Regions from separate parts of the Homo sapiens genome. Here region 2 is linked to region 1. A link is an interaction called in ENCODE POLR2A ChIA-PET data of the cell type or tissue named here. Cell type or tissue: HepG2. All regions are shown on one strand.

What was found. Peaks named below come from ENCODE experiments on the same cell type or tissue, not always from the same donor. Only the 100,000 strongest peaks of a DNase experiment are listed, where the experiment ranks them.
Region 2: POLR2A ChIA-PET joins it to region 1 with 5 read pairs; 5 of 35 experiments call an interaction of 5 or more read pairs at or near these places.

What each region holds. Positions count from the first base shown.
Region 1 is chr1:119,720,016-119,728,015 of GRCh38, forward strand. It overlaps PHGDH (phosphoglycerate dehydrogenase), which reads left to right. Exons shown (of 12, transcript NM_006623.4): 2 at 1,155-1,306; 3 at 3,361-3,426; 4 at 6,836-6,890; 5 at 6,989-7,087. Among named protein-coding and RNA genes, the nearest start is that of PHGDH, 12 kb to the left of the region's middle. In HepG2, no CTCF peak of the experiment used is centred here; a DNase peak (open chromatin) is centred at 4,926.
Region 2 is chr1:119,776,440-119,784,439 of GRCh38, forward strand. No RefSeq gene overlaps it. Among named protein-coding and RNA genes, the nearest start is that of HMGCS2, 12 kb to the left of the region's middle. RefSeq lists a silencer at 4,653-4,851. In HepG2, no CTCF peak of the experiment used is centred here; DNase peaks (open chromatin) are centred at 182, 3,690 and 7,112; H3K4me3 peaks cover 2,065 bases.

The sequences.
Region 1 (8,000 bases):
TTGGTGCTTTTGAAAGCATACTTGCTGCTTTCTTACCGGCCTGGTGTCTGCCACTTTGGGACAGAGTGTGGACTTGCTCACCTGCCCCATTTCTTAGGGATTCTCATTCTGTGTTTGAGCAAGAATATTCTTATTCTGGAAAGAACCACATACCACAGGATTCTGGGTGAGCATAAGGAAGATTGTCTTGGGGATCTGACTTAGCTCACGTATAGTGGCTATGATGAATTCAGTGTCTTATTTTTTGCATATGTATATTTTTAGTCTAATATTGCCTGGGTGTCTGAGCAAGTCTAGATGAATTTAATTGCTCTCATTTTTCCCCTGCCCCTCTTCCTTTGGTCTCTCTTTTAGGAAATGTTTTTCTTTCAACATTCGTTTCATTCATTATTTACTCATTCGGCCAACCAACATTTATTGAGTGCCTTCCCTGTATCAGGGACAGGGGCTTACAAAGTAGAATTTGATCCCACCTCTGCCCTCAGTAGCTCAGTGTCTAATGGAGGTAGTGATGTTCATTAAGCGTCGCCAGATACTGTGCTAGGTGCTGTGCCTGTTCTCTCTCGCTTGTTCCTCACACACTTGAGAAGGCCGAAGCTGATTCATAGCTTGGAAGGCAGGGGCCTTGGATTTGAACCCAGGCCTGACCAATGGCAGAACCTATCAGATGTGTGGACAGATGACATTGCCTTTCTTTCTTTGGATATATCAAAATCAGCCAGCAGGCAGGAACTCCCATTTTGAGCAAGCAATGTGCAGGAATGATAGGGTATACAGAGAGGAACAGGAGATGGCCCCTGACTTCCAGCATGTGTCTGATGGACATCCAGGCTGCAGGCATCATGGTGCTGTCTAGAGAGATGAGCCAGGTGCCCAGAGCCCATGGGCCAATGCTGCCCTTTCTTGAGCATGCCAAACAAAGCGGTTGGTGTGTTAGAGGCACAGTCTCCTCCACTCTAAGTAAAAATCAGCATGAGTCCTAGCCCACATTTCCCTAGTGAGTATACCAAAGATATCTATGAACTGGCAGTCATCAGTGACTTCCTAAGGTTCCGGAAATGCATCTCTTACTCAGGAGTAAGCAATGATGTGCCTGCGGCTTTACGAGTTCTCACAGAATGACTTTCTGGACCCAAATGTTTTTTCTGCTTCAGGACTGTGAAGGCCTTATTGTTCGCTCTGCCACCAAGGTGACCGCTGATGTCATCAACGCAGCTGAGAAACTCCAGGTGGTGGGCAGGGCTGGCACAGGTGTGGACAATGTGGATCTGGAGGCCGCAACAAGGAAGGGCATCTTGGTTATGAAGTAAGTCATGGAGGCTGCGGGCGGTTTGGGGGTAGGGGGGTGAGTGCGGAGACTGACCACACCTAGGGAGAAAAAACTCACTTGAGAGAAAGCTGAGTCCATTGGAAGGGCTTCCAGGAGGATGCCTGGTCTAGGGCCTGCATGGTCAACACACACAGCATAGTGGTTTCAAGGTTTTTGGAAGGCAGCTATGCTCACCACTATATCACCAATGCCATCAGGGTGTTACACAGTTTTTGAAATTGAGAGTCCCTGCATAATCTCAAAATGTTTCACGAGCCCACCCCATGCGCAGTTGCTTGCACCTCTGTGACCTGGTTCAGGAATCGGAAGGTCAGTGAGTTCATCTGCATTTCCTGCTCCCACCCAGCCCCCTCTGCCTCTATTAATGCTGTTTGTGGCAGGTTTTTGTCAGCTCTACTTTACTGTGCTTGTACAGAGGCACAACCTTTGCTAGCAGACTAATGACTAGAATCCTTGCCCTCCCCACTTCCCTGCCACCTTCTGGAACTAAGACACTAGTTTCTCTTTCAGTGCTCTAGGGCAAGAGGAGAAGGGTCCCATTTAAAGCTGTTTCTGCAGAAACACAGGGGCAGAGGTCATCAGCACGCCAGTGCTGTACTGTACCCGTTCTGTCACTTAGATGGTATGGCAAGGCCATCCCCAGGCCTCTTTGTTCTTAAGACTTTTCTCTTCCCTTGGGGACTTCATTGTCCTTAAGACCTTTCCCCTCCCCTGCACTGCACTTCCCCCTGTAGGGTAGAGGTTAATTGGTCACCTGACTGAAGTCAATATTCAACAGCAGAAATGTTAAACGATAACCCATCCCACATTCTTGCCTTGGACCCAGAGGCAGCCAGGCCCCAATCTCTGCACCTCTACTTGCGCCCCCATACAGCCTGTTTGCTGTGGGAGGATGAGAAGCCAGGTGGTTTTGCAGGCAGACAGACTCTGAGAGTCCGTTTATCTTATACAGGATCTCTTGACTTTTTCTTCTTGTAACCTTATTAACCTTCATTCCAGAGATGAAAAAGACAGACCCAGTAGGGGAATAATCAGGGTGAACACGTATATGAAATTCTTTCAAAAACCTAAAAAGCATTTAAGAAAAGAAAAATAGTTTTGTGGGTTGCCACCTCTATTTTTTTGTTTATAAAATGGGAAGGGTCTGGATTGCCCTGTGACTTAGGGTGTGAGGAGGCTTTCTCAGTTCAGAACTTGTTGAGAGATAGGAAGAGTAGTCAGACAGGTGGAGATTACTAATAAAAGCTAGGTTGGGGCTGCGTGTGGGGGCTCACACCTGTAATCCCAGCACTTTGGAAGGCCAAGGTGGGAGGATCACTTGGGCCCAGGAGTTTGAGACCAGCCTGGGCAACAAAGTGAGACCCCCATCTCTACAAAAATACAAAAAAAAAAAAAGAAGGAAAGAAAAGCCAGGTATGTTGGCACCAGCCTGTAGTCTCAGCTACTGAGAAGGTTGAGCTGGAAGGATTGCTTGAACCCTGGGAAGTCAAGGCTGCAGTGAGCTGTGATCATGCCAGTACACTCCAGCCTGGGTGACAGAGCGAGGCCTTGTCAAAAAAAAAAAAAAAAAGCCAGGTTGGGTAACTTGATGAAGATATGTAGGCATTGGACTGAGCCCTGAATTCGAGAGACTCTGACCTTGGTAAGATCAATGGTAGGAGCAGCAGGGAATTTGTGCTTTCTGGAGGCAGGTAGATCCTGAAATAGGAGAAAGAAAAGGGCTGAACCACACACAAATCTGATCATGTGAGACACTTCTCTGCCTTGGGAGGAGTGTTTGGATAGAGAGAAGCCAGATATGTTTCTCTAATGGAGGTCCCTCTGCAGGGAAACATAAAGCCAGGGGAAGGGGGTTTCTTTCCAGCCCTTGGCTTAGGGCGAGAGTACATCAGAGAACTCTGGACAGTGGCGTGGTCAGTTCATGGAGCAGGAGTGAGAGAACACAGCCTGCACTCAAGGCTTTCTCTTGGGGAAGGAGTGGGAATACTGGGTCTGTGCCCATTGATGTCCCCCTTTTCTTTGATCTTTAGCACCCCCAATGGGAACAGCCTCAGTGCCGCAGAACTCACTTGTGGAATGATCATGTGCCTGGCCAGGTAAGTCCCTGACTTCTCAGCAAAGCTAGTCTCTCCGATATGCCAATTATTACCACTTGCCAAGCAAATGGACCCAGAAAAACTTAGAAACATTTCGTCTCAGCGACTTGCAGACTGCTAAGAAGGCGACATGCAGACTGCAAAGAACCTTTAAGGCCATCAGGTCCTCTATTCAACATTCATTACACAGGTTCCCTAGTGCACAAAGGTGCACTTCTCTTTACTCATGTTCTATTCTCCATGCTGCAGACAATCTGCCTTCTCTAGCCTCCAACTCTTGCAAATGTTCTCCATACCCTGCTGCCTGGAGATAACAAGGAAGGATGTTCCAGGCAGCAGGGTATGGACAGTGTCTAGGTACCCTCTGCTTACTTTTCAAGATTAAGCTTCAGTATTAATTTATCCAAGAAGCTCTCTGGCTTTTCCAGCTAGGCTATGTCCCTCACTGATTCCCCTGGCCCTCAGGGCTTATCTCTGTCACTGCCCTTACAAATCTGTATTGTAATAGAATGGAGTAAGAACCTGCTTCAGGGTCCTTGTGTGTTCTGTGGGTTCATAACACAATGGAACTCAAATGGGCAAGACTCTTGCTCTTCTAGCAGGAGTTCCAGGCCTCTTGAGTGGATGGGGCAGCCTAGAAATCAAATGGTTGTGGCACAGAATGTGCTTGAGTCTCAGTGTGTTGGTTAGTAATTTGGCAAAACTGATTGCATGGAGCACTTCTGTTGAACAGGCAATTCAAGCATTTATGTGGTCAAGGGGAAGAACAAGGCTCCCAATAAACAGGGTAGGAAGTTGTTCTAGGTCCCTTTGAAGCTCCATGGATTCCCTAAACCAGCGGACCTAGGCATCAAGGACTCCTTGTTTCTCTACTCAGGCCTGAAACCTTCCGGGACCAAGAAATTACTTTTCCCATGGCGAGACCTGCTTTCCCTCCTGCTGGAGGAGGATCTGGGGGAATTTACCTCTGCTCTAACTCCTCCCTGCAGTTTCCATCTGAGCTCTCTGGTATTCACTGATATTCACTGGTAGGTGAAAGGAGGCAGTGGGGGGAAAGGAGAAACAGGGATAGCTTACACAGCAGTAGGGTCTCAGCCTAGAAGGGGCCCCCAGGCTGGCAGCCGGGTTCTCCCAGAACATCTAGGCTGAGTGTCTCTCCCCCTGGAGAAGTACAGAAGCCTGGCACCCTGGTTTCACTTCAGCTATTACCTTCAGGGATTTTTTTTTTTTTTTTTGAGTAAGGGAAAAGATCTCAATGTGGCTTTCTGATTAATTACCTCACTTTTTTTCTGGAGGTGGAAGGAAAGGATTGGGAGCCAGCAATACTTTCCCTCCTTTTCCAGGACCAGCTTTGTTTAAAGGAATCGGTGAAATGCTGTGGTTTAAAAGAAGCTCCCCATTGTCAACTGCTCACCATGACCTCACTCATCAAAGGTGCATCAAAACTAGGAAACACGCACACCCTATTGGGAAGGAATGCGTTCGTTTCATCAGACTGTTCCTAGCAGGGAGGACGGTAGGAGAGTGTGGGTGCCTATATGTAGACTCTACAGGATTGGGCAATGTGGGTGGAGAGCAGGCGTGGCTGGGCCTCACAGTAGGGACTTTGAGCAGATGGCGGGGGCTCCTGAGGTGCAGAAGAACAGCACACAGAAAGGAAGGAAGGAGAGAATCAACAAATGTAGGTTTCACCATTTTTGCCTGCTTTACCATCTCCTCCTCTAGTAAGTCAGGCCAGCAACCATTTAATTATTGTGAGGACCCTCGCCCACATTAGAGTCCTCTCCAGTCTGGCCTGATGAGGATTCCAAAGCATTGAAACCTGGAGAGGCTCCATGATCAGCTGGGAGCAGCAGCCAGAGAAAAGGGTTAGGGATTTCTTGTGTTCTGTGGTGCCGCACGCATACATCTTAGATAGCACTGTGGAGTCTGGTGGGAAGAAAATAGGATGTGAGGGAGAGGAGAGAGGGGCCAGGTGGGGCTCTGTCTCACTAGGTCAAAGGCATTTTATCAGGCAAGCTTTCCCAAGAAGTGAACAGTTCCTCAAGGCAAGTCCCTGTCCTTATTACCTGCCTGATGGGTCAGAGCAGTGAGGTGAATGCAGCTTGTCCCCCATGTGGCTTGGTACTGAAGTTCTTCTGAGTTTACCCATAAGATCGTGCGCCTCTGTGATGGAGGACAGATTCCACCTTCAGCCTTACCCTCAGATGGAGATCAATGTCCTAGTGATGTGTAGAGATGAGAGAATGTTTTTGTGTTAGAAGTTAGTGAAGTGAAAGCACGGAAGTAGCAGCTTGAGATTTCTCTTTTTGCACGCTCGCTCACTCTGAGGTTTTTGGCATCAGGTTAAAGGCCTACATTTAAGTACTCAGGAGGCTGGCCGTGCTGGGGTTGACTTTGCTGGCTTTGAATCTGTTCAAGTGCCTCCAGTTGGGTGATCTGGGGAGAACTGTTTAACCTCCAGTGCCTCCCTCCGTGCAGCTGTGAATGTTAGAGGAGTTAATGTGTGTCTAAACATTTCTTTTAGGATGTCTAAAATAAAGTGCTCCTTAAACATTGTTTCTCAAATCTTCCTTTTTTGCCTCCAGAGATGTGTTGATGACCCATGCCCACAGGACATATATCGCCCTTTGACCTCTAATGTTGCCCTAATTGCCACTTCCTCTGTCTCCTCCAGAAAACACAGATGTAGACTCAGACTTCCATCTGGACTAATAGGAGGAGACAGGCTGTGAAGAGTGTGTGTGTGTGTGTGTGTGTGTGTGTGTGTGTGTGTGTGTGTGTTGGTGGTGGTGGGACAGGAAGGTGGTGCGGATGTTTAAAAATGTTGGGACCACGCATTCAGGACAGAATGGAAGTGTCTGGGCTTTGGCATCCACCCACCCACTCTAGGGTCCAGACTAGTCTAAGACCCTCGGGGTTAAGAAACTCTCAAGGAAGCATAGGTAATTAGGTGTCCTCTTCATAATAGTAGAAGACGTCATAGGTTATGGTGCTGGATGAGATAGGTAGATCAAAATAATTCCTTGAGCTTCTGGAGTACTCGATGTCATCAGAGTTGCCCAGTACCCCACTCAGTTATCCCTACAGACCCTGGAGGATTGGCGATCGCTTAAAGTAAAAAACTCACTCTGGTTGATGCCTCAGTGGCTGAGGTGGAATCCATACCTCCTCCCAGATGCCTGGCTGGTCACAGAAATCCCAGGCTTTCTAAGTCAGATCTTGCCAAGGGTTTCTCTCTTCTGTTTTCCCTTTATCCCCCATCAGTGTTCCTAAACCTGAACCCCCAGACCCAGTTCTTGGGGAAGTGGCTGTCATGGGCAGTGACTGTGCAAACCTGATGTTGCATCTCCTTCCTGGGCTGGCGGGAGTCCGAATGGACCCTCTGAACCTGTGTCTATCCTTGCAGGCAGATTCCCCAGGCGACGGCTTCGATGAAGGACGGCAAATGGGAGCGGAAGAAGGTGAGCAGCGGCCTTGACTCGCCCCACCTGGGCTCAGGGCCCGGGGTCCACTCATGTTGCTGACTTCAGCTTCTTTCCTTTTGCCTGTTTGGTTGCAGTTCATGGGAACAGAGCTGAATGGAAAGACCCTGGGAATTCTTGGCCTGGGCAGGATTGGGAGAGAGGTAGCTACCCGGATGCAGTCCTTTGGGATGAAGGTAAGATGTTGCTGGAACCCTGTGATGTGGGACTTTCTGCAGCAATTTTGGGAAAGGCAGCATGTCTGGGCAGAAGCCAGAAGCTTTGTTCTAGGAGGGTCTGACCCTCTCTTGGAGCCCCCATCTAAATAAGTGTTAAAGTCAAGGAGGGAGAGAACACTGGCCTGCTGATCTGGACTCAAAAGCTGGAAATACTTGGTGGGGGTCCTTTAGCTCTCTGGTGAGTGAATAGCCCTGAGTCCCAGTGAACCAGGTGTTGATGGCTCTTTTGAGACTTTGGTTCCTGTCTTCTTAGTTTAAAAGAATTTAAACAAGAGACACGGTGCAGCATTGAGGAGTTTATTGCAAAGGAAAAAGAATATTTTGAAAGTTAAGTGCAGAGTAGACAGTACACCTCGGGAGAGAGAGAATTCAGGGTGGGCTGCTCATAAGAGTGAGGCAGTGTTGGCCGGGCGCGGTGGCTCACGCCTGTAATCCAGCACTTTGGGAGGCCGAGGCAGGCAGATCATGAGGTCAGGAGATCAAGACCATCCTGGATAACATGGTGAAACCGCATCGCTACTAAAAAAAAAAAAAAAAAAATTAGCCGGGCGTGGTGGCGGGCGCCTGTAGTCCCAGCTACTTGGGAGGCTGAGGCAGGAGAATGGCGTGAACCCGGGAGGCGGAGCTTGCAGTGAGCCGAGATCATGCCACTGCACTCCAGCCTGGGCGACAGAGCGAGACTCCGTCTTAAAAAACAGAAACAAAAACAAAAACGAATGAGGCAGTGTTGATTATTGCTGGAGAAACTCCCTTTATAGGAGTTTTACATGATTATTCATAAGGAGGTGGGAAGAGCTGTTACTAGTAAGCATGTTTTGGGTGGTCCTCTGGGTGCACATGAGTAGTAGCTGTACATTCTTGTTCATTTGGC
Region 2 (8,000 bases), 56 kb after region 1:
AGGCGGAGGTTGCAGTGAGCTGAGATCACGCCACTGCACTCCAGCCTGGGTGACAGAACAAGACTCAGTCTCAACAGAAAAAAAAAAAAAAAAAAAAAAAAAAAAAAAAAAAAAAAAAAGCTCATCAAGGAACAAACAAGAGAGTTCAGGAGAAAATGGACCTAGAGTACACAAAGACAAACAGGACATTCTAAACGCTGCTAGAGAGAAAGATCACCTAAAAAGAAAAAAGTCAGGTGGCATTGTACTACACATCAGCAACACTGGACTCAATTAGACAATGAAGTAATATATTTAAAGAACTGATGAAGATGACACATGAAATTGTCATTCAAACATAGGGGCATAACAAATATGTCCTCAGGCACTCAAAGACCCGTAATGGAAACAGAATCGGAGGAAGAAGCTAAATCTCTTTACATTTGTAGAGAAAAACAAATTCAGGAGGATGCAGTACTAAGTACAGAAAAAGCATAGCTGATCAAATACTTTGGTAAATGTATTGCTGATGCAACAAAGTTCCAACAGACAACATCAGTTTATAAAAATCAGTAGGATTTCCTTACATTTGCATTAATCAACTAGAAAATTTGATGAAAAAATGAACCAACAAGAGCAATTCGCAATAACAACAAAAACTAGTGTCTAGAAATTATTTTAACCAAGGTTATAAAAGATCTCTATGAAAAACTTTTACAACTTGAACAGATAATATAGAAAAGAATTTTACTTATTTATTTTATTTTTTTTGTAGAGAAAATAATTTTACTTATTTATTTTATTTTATTTTTTTGTAGGGCAACATATTTTCCTATGTTGTCCAGGCTGGTCTCGAATTCCTGGGCTAAAGCGATCCTCTCACCTCGGCCTCCTAAAGTGCTGGGACTATAGGCATGAGCCACCATGCCCAGCTGATTTTAAAATAATAGAAAAATATTCTGTGCTCTTGGATGACACAATTTACTATTATAAAGGTATTTGTTTTTCCCGAATTAATCCAAAAATTCAATGCAATCCCCATACAAATTCTAGTTGGATTTTTTGAGGAACTTGAATTATTATTCTGAACTACACTGAAAAGAAATAATAAATATTCAGAAATAACTAAGTTAAAATTGAAAAATAAGAATAATGAGGGAGATTTCTTTTACCAGTCACTGTAACTTAGTACAAATCTCTAGTAATAGAAACAGTGTGGTTTTGGTGCAAGAAAAAATATATCATTAGGCCGGGTGCAGTGGCTCATGCCTGTAATCCCAGCACTTTTGGAGGCCCAGGCAGGTGGATCACTTGAGGCCAGCAATTTGAGACCAGCCTGGCCAACATGGAGAAACCCTAGCTCTACTAACAATTCAAAAGTAGCCCAGTGTGGTGGTGGGTGCTTGTAATCCCAGCTACTGGGGAGGCTGAGGCATAAGAATCGCTTAAACCTGGTAGTCGGGGGTTTCAGTGAGCCATGATAGTGCCACTGCACTCCAGCCTGGGTGACAGTGCCAGACCTTGTCCCCACCTCCACAAAAAAAAAAAAAAAAAAAAAAAAAAAAGACCATTGGAGTAGAACGGAGAGATCAAAAGGAAATTCATGTATAGATGGACATTTTAATGACAAATATCATACCCCAGGTCAATTGGCAGAAAATCAAATGGATTATTTAATACATGATGTAGAGAAAAATAAAATCGAGCTCAAACAAGGAGTTGAGGGTAATTGGGTGTCCATCTTTGGGGAGAGATGGGTAAAATGTGGTTGGAGATATGACACAAAGTGCTGTGAAATTGTTAGAAAAAGCACATTAAATGTACAAATGATAGCATGGATGCATCTTAAAGGCAGTGCTAAAGTAATGCAAAGTAACATTTATATAAGTTTAAAATAAAGACCCACAAAACAAAAATATGCGTTTCACAAAAACAGATTAAAAACAAGAATAGTTGCCACAGTGGATTCGGGGAGGGAACTGGAAATGGAAAAATAAATAATCATAAAAACATAAATTTTATATCCATGGCTGTATGATTTGATAGTACAGTGATAAAACATAAATTTTGTGTGTGCTTATTGGTGTTTCTTTTCCCCTTCCTTTTGAACTCAGGACATGTTTGGTTATGGGGAGACGCGATCTGGAGGAAAAGTCAAGTATTAAAGCCACTGGACAGAGCACACAGCCTCAGAAATGAAGTGCTTTGTTCAAGTGCACGTAGCTGGTTAAGTGGTGGTGCCAGGGACTCCGGACTCCTACTCTCGTGAAAACTCTTGTGCCTGAAAATTATTGTAAAATATCTGGAATTATTATTATTATTTATTTTTATTTTTTGAGACGGAGTCTCGCTCTGTCGCCCAGGCTGGAGTGCAGTGGCGCGATCTCGGCTCACTGCAAGCTCCGCCTCCCGGGTTCACGCCATTCTCCTGCCTCAGCCTCCCGAGTAGCTGGGACTATAGGCGCCCGCCACGACGCCCGGCTAATTTTTTGTATTTTTAGTAGAGATGGGGTTTCACCATGTTAGCCAGGATGGTCTAGATCTCCTGACCTTGTGAGCCGCCGGACTCGGCCTCCCAAAGTGCTGGGATTACAGGCGAGAGCCACCGCGCCCGGCCTGGAATTCTTAGTAAAAACATCTGGACAGCAAACGTGAATTTTTTTCCCACAGAGCAAGTTTCCTTGATTGTTCCCTTCTCAATATAAAGACAAAACTCATTTCAGAAAAATGTAAATAAGCAAACAGAAAACACACCATGATTCTGGCACAACCCCCCTTTTTTTTTAATTTGCAAAGTGAGAAACTGACACTAAGTCGAGGAGAAATTTCCTGACCCTGAGTCTTGGAACCTTCTTTTTTGGAGGAGACAATTCCAGAAAAATGGTTGTTCTGGAGCTAAAGACTTTAAAACCTGTTTTGTTTTTGTTTTACATTACTTTGGCATCTGCTGAGTTAAACAGTGACTAGAAAGTCAAGAGAACATCAGAGGCTGTGTGAAGCAGGCAGAAGGGCATGAAGTTTAATGGTGGAAACTGTAGAACCCCAGAGAGCTGATAGCTAAGGAGAAGTACCTTCTACAAAAATTTAACAAAAGGCGTTTTCTATGAAAGATCAGTAGTACTCCAGCCCTGACCCCCAGGAGGCCTTCGGGGGCCTCATGAGAGGCCAGCTATAGCTCTAGGTCCAACTCACTGTTTCACAAAAAGAGTTTTCAGAGATTTGAACCTAGACAATTTCAGAACAGGAACAAACCTTAGAACGAATCTATAAGTCATCCATCTTATAGATTCTGGGAAGATGGTGGTGGCATAGTTTTCAAATCTCTGAATCCCCACATAAAAACAGAAGAAAACAAAAATTTGCAAATCAATATTTGCAATAAAGCTAAGTGATAGTGTGTCTTGTTAGTAGAAGCCCCGCAAAAAAAGTGGATGAGGATAAACCAACAGTCATGAGACCTGCAGCAGCATCTGAGAGGGAGGAAGCAGAGGGCAGCAATGATGTGTCTAAGGAATGTGAATCTCTGAATACCCAGAGAACTCACTGGAGAGCAGGCAGACCGATTCAGCAGCAGTAGCTCAAATCAGAAGTAGTTTTGCCTACCCCAATGCTGATGAGTTTAAGCTCCACTCCCCAACCCCAGATAAGATCTCAAGGGCTGGCACAGCATAAACAGTGCTGTGCTGATAACTTGCACAACCTGATTTGTAGTGTTTGCTGATTTCCATGATGTAAACACTCTCATCACGGTCGATTGCAGGCTACCGACATGAACATGACGCTGGGAAGTGTTATACACAGTTGACTCTGATTGGAGGCAGCTGTGAACTCTGGGAAGAGCCAGGGCTCTTTTCCAGGACTGGCTGGACCTTTGGGAGTGAAATAAAAACTGAGCAGGAATAAGGACAACAGCAATGAAGGGAAGAGAAGGTTGATATAAAAAGTGGGGATGGAACAGAGCCAGGGCATTTCAGAGAGCAAGCGGCCATGCTTCAGAACACTACCCAAAAAACAAAGAATAGGGAGCTCTCCAAAGTTGGATGAGTTGCCTCTAACCGCCCCACCTTCTAGAAGTTCAGGAAAGGTAATGTTACATAAAAATGTACCGAGGTAAAATCCCGAGCAAAGTTATTATAAAGCATTTAACTCCATGGTTTCCAGACTTGTAGCACACGATAATCACTGGAAGCAAAAACGAAAACAGAGAATACTCTTTCTGTGCCATTTATTGTGGATATGAGGCCACACTCCTGACTACCTACAATAAGTTAAACTGACCTAACCAAAGCCATGACATTGACAGCTGTTGTCTTCAGCAGCCTCCTTCCACCCACTCAACTCGCTGCATCCTCCTAACTTTCTCCCAGTTTTCTAGAGATTTTCAGCTGCAGGGGTATCATGACAACTAATATTTCAGTGATTAATTTTAGCTGAGTAAAATTTCCTTCCCCAGTACTTTCATACAATAGCTGTAGTATTGTATGTTTTCATTGTATGACCCTCTAGGAATCACTAATGTGGGGATTTCAAAAAAAGTATAGGCTGGGGTAATGGGGAAGAAATTTTGGGTCAGAAGAGTTCAACAGTTCCAGTTCTTTGGCAGACTAGAAAGAAGGGCTGTTCATGTCCTTAGGAGGGGCAAGAACCGGGGACCCTTTGGGAATTGCAGTAGCACTTATTCAAGAACCATCTGCTTTGGGTGTGCACTCGGTAACTCAGGTTCAAAAACATTTGATTTTCAAGATTCAAATTCCTGGGTGTGGTAGCATACGACTATAATCCCAACTACACCAGAGGCTGATGTAGGAATATCCCTTAAACCCAGGAGTTCAAGACCAGTCTCGAAACCATTGTGAGATCCTCCTGTCTCATTAAACAAATAAACAAACAAAACAACTAAGAAAGTCACACACACAAAATTAAAATTCCTAAGAATGAAACTTTAATTGGTCTGTTTTGGGTCCCATGTCCATTCTCTTGGTGTATAAGTGGGATTTTATAATCAACAGCTCTGGACTACATGGAATTTCTCAAGAAGGGAAGCAAAAAAGCAAAATTATACAAGATGTCCACTGGAGGCATTTGTCTAAATTTGCCTGGTTCCAGTCAGCCTGATTAGGTAACTTGATGCATTTTGTTGAATGAAATCTAATGAGTAACTCAAGAAATTAAAATCGACCTGATGTGGCTGGTTCTCACGTGGCTTCTGTTCCATGCCACACTATCCCCGACACTGGACTTGGCACTTCTTTGCGTTGACTTTACAAAATCCTTTCACGCCCCACATCATTGATTAAAGATTTTGTGTTGAGACAGAGAAAATGATGATATTGTATGCCACAGAGCAAACAAACTCAACCAAACTCAAATCCTATTAAGAAACTACCCCAATGCCCATCAACAATAGAATGAACAATTTAGTATATATTTCCAGAATGAAATATGACATAGCATGAAAATAAATGCTCTAGAATGATGCAATGACATGGATGATGTCACAAACAATATTGTCGGACAAAAATGAGTATATGTTATATGATTCCATGTATATGAAAACAGGCAAAGCGAGTCCACGTTGTGCTGAGTCAGGATAGTGGTTGCCTCCTCGGGGGGAAGGATCAAGAGTGGAAATGGGCACAAAGGCAGCTTCTGGGGTGCTGTCCAGGTTCTGCTTCTTGATCTGGGTCTGGTTCCATGGCTGTGTCCTGTCTGTGAAAATTCATTCAGGTGTGTACTTACGATATGTGCACATTTCTGTTCGTGTATGATATACTCAATAAAAAGTTAAAGCAACTTTGACAGTCCTTCTCTTCCCACAGTGCCTCCTTGGTGGTCAGGCCAATCAGGGATGCTTCTGCTGTCAGCTGTTAGCTGCATCCCCACTGCACCCCTCATGCTCAGGGGTCCTGCTTTAAACGTGTGCGCATCTCTGCTCTGTACAGCTCCCTGGAAGTTGCAGTCTTCTACTGTAACTGCTTCTCTCTTGGGGGTCAGCCCTGCCTGGCCTTCTGGCTTCCCTGGTTCTTCCACGGTTCTTGTAAATGAAATGTCCTTCATCTCATGATGTTTTCAACCTGAGGAAAGTATTTGAAAATATTTACAATTTTGGATTCAAAAATTCTCTCCCTATGGGATAGATTAGGAGAAGAGATCTAGTAGTCCACTGACTTACAGTACAAACATATTTCTTCATCTTCCTTCTCTCAAGGAAGTTACATGCTAAGTACTAGGGGTGCTAGTCTAGTGATCGACCTTGTGATATTTGTGCTCATGAAGTTGCCCTCAGGTCTTTCCTGTATCCTCTCAGTTCCTGCTGTTTTCAGTACCTGCTGCTGGTGGATAAACACTGCAGCCCCCAGCCCTCAGGTAATACTCTGACGCGTGTGTATTGTGTGGGAGTCTTGAATTCCCAGAGGGATGAAAGCTCAAGCAGTCCACAGTTCATAATTTATTAACACATCTTTTCTTAGCTGCCTCTCTTCACTATGGCAATTTCCCCTTCCCCTGCAGCCCTGCAGGCATTTCCTAGGATCAGCTCCCAAAGAGACCAGCTCCACATGAATTCCTGCCTCAGAGTCTGAGCCTGGGGGAACTCAAAACCAAGGCAGTGATCTGCCTTTCCCATAAACATACACATGTGCCTGTGTGCACAGGTACACATGCACACACAATGAATTTTATTGGTGCGTGGCAGACATACCTTAACGTTACCCCCAGTGAGTCATGCCCTTTGTTTAATTCTCTCCCCTTGAGAGTGGAAGGAACCTGTGACTTATCTGTAGCCAAGCGAATATAAGATGATTACTCCTGTGACTGTGTTCCATTACAGCAGACTAGAGAGAGAGATTCTCTCCAGTTTTGAAGAACACGGCTACTATGTTTGAACTGTCTATGGGGTTTACAGGATGAGAACTGTGGCTGGCCTCTAGGAGTAGGGTCTAGTTTCTAGCCAACAGCCAGTGAGAAATAGGGGCCTCTGTCCCACAACCACCAGGAGATAAATTCTGTCAAAACCCAAGTCTGGAGCGGATTCTTAAAGCCTCTGATGAAAACACAGCCCTGCTGACACCCTGACAGCAGCTTTACATGACCTCAGACAAGAGGACCCAGCTAGGTCATGTGTACACTTTGGATGCACAGAAATTCAGAGATAACAAATGTGCGTTGCTTGAAGCTGCTAAGTTTGTGGTAATTTATTACGCAACATAGAAAACTGTTCTCTATGGGAACTTCTGACCAGAGTTGGAGCATTATTTCTTTCCACTCTAGGAATTTGTTGGCAGGGATCTGACCTCAAGGTGCCTTTCTTTCTTTCTTTTCTTTCTTTCTTTCTTTCCTTTCCTTCCTTCCTTCTTTTCTTCCTTCCTTCTTCTTTCTCTTTCTTTCTTCCTTCCTTCCTTCCTTTTTCTTTCTTTCCTTCTTTCTTTCTTTCTTTATTCTTTCTTTCTTTCTTTCTCCTTCCTTCCTTCCTTCCTTTCTTCTTTCTTTCGAGATAGGACCTCACTCTGTTGCTCAGGCTGGCGTGTAGTGGCATGATCATAGCTCACTGCAGCCTTGAACTCCTGTACTCCAGCAATCCTCCTGCCTTGGCCTCCCAAGAAGCTGGGACTACAGGTGCCAGCCACCAGGCCCAGCCCACTTTGCTCTTTGGTTTGTTTTGAGAACAGCCAATATTGCCACCCTTTCTTGTTCCTCCTGAATGATTTTTACTGAAAGTAAATTTTAGGATGGCCCAACAATTCTCTGTTGAATACGTATTTCTTCAATAATGCTTCTCCATCATTGCTTCTGCAGGGCTTGCCAACACAGCCTGATTTTTCCAACGTCAGGACCAGGTCAAGGCTCACAGGACCTTGTTCCATGGCTCATTTCAAAAGTCTGTGGGGTAAAGTTCTGTCCTTCCTGAACATGAGTGTCATATATTTAACTTATGAATTTATGCAATCTTCTAAAATGCTATAAAGCCGAAGCTCTCTCTTACTCTGCTATGAGAAATTTACCAGCATTATTTGGCAGCTCTG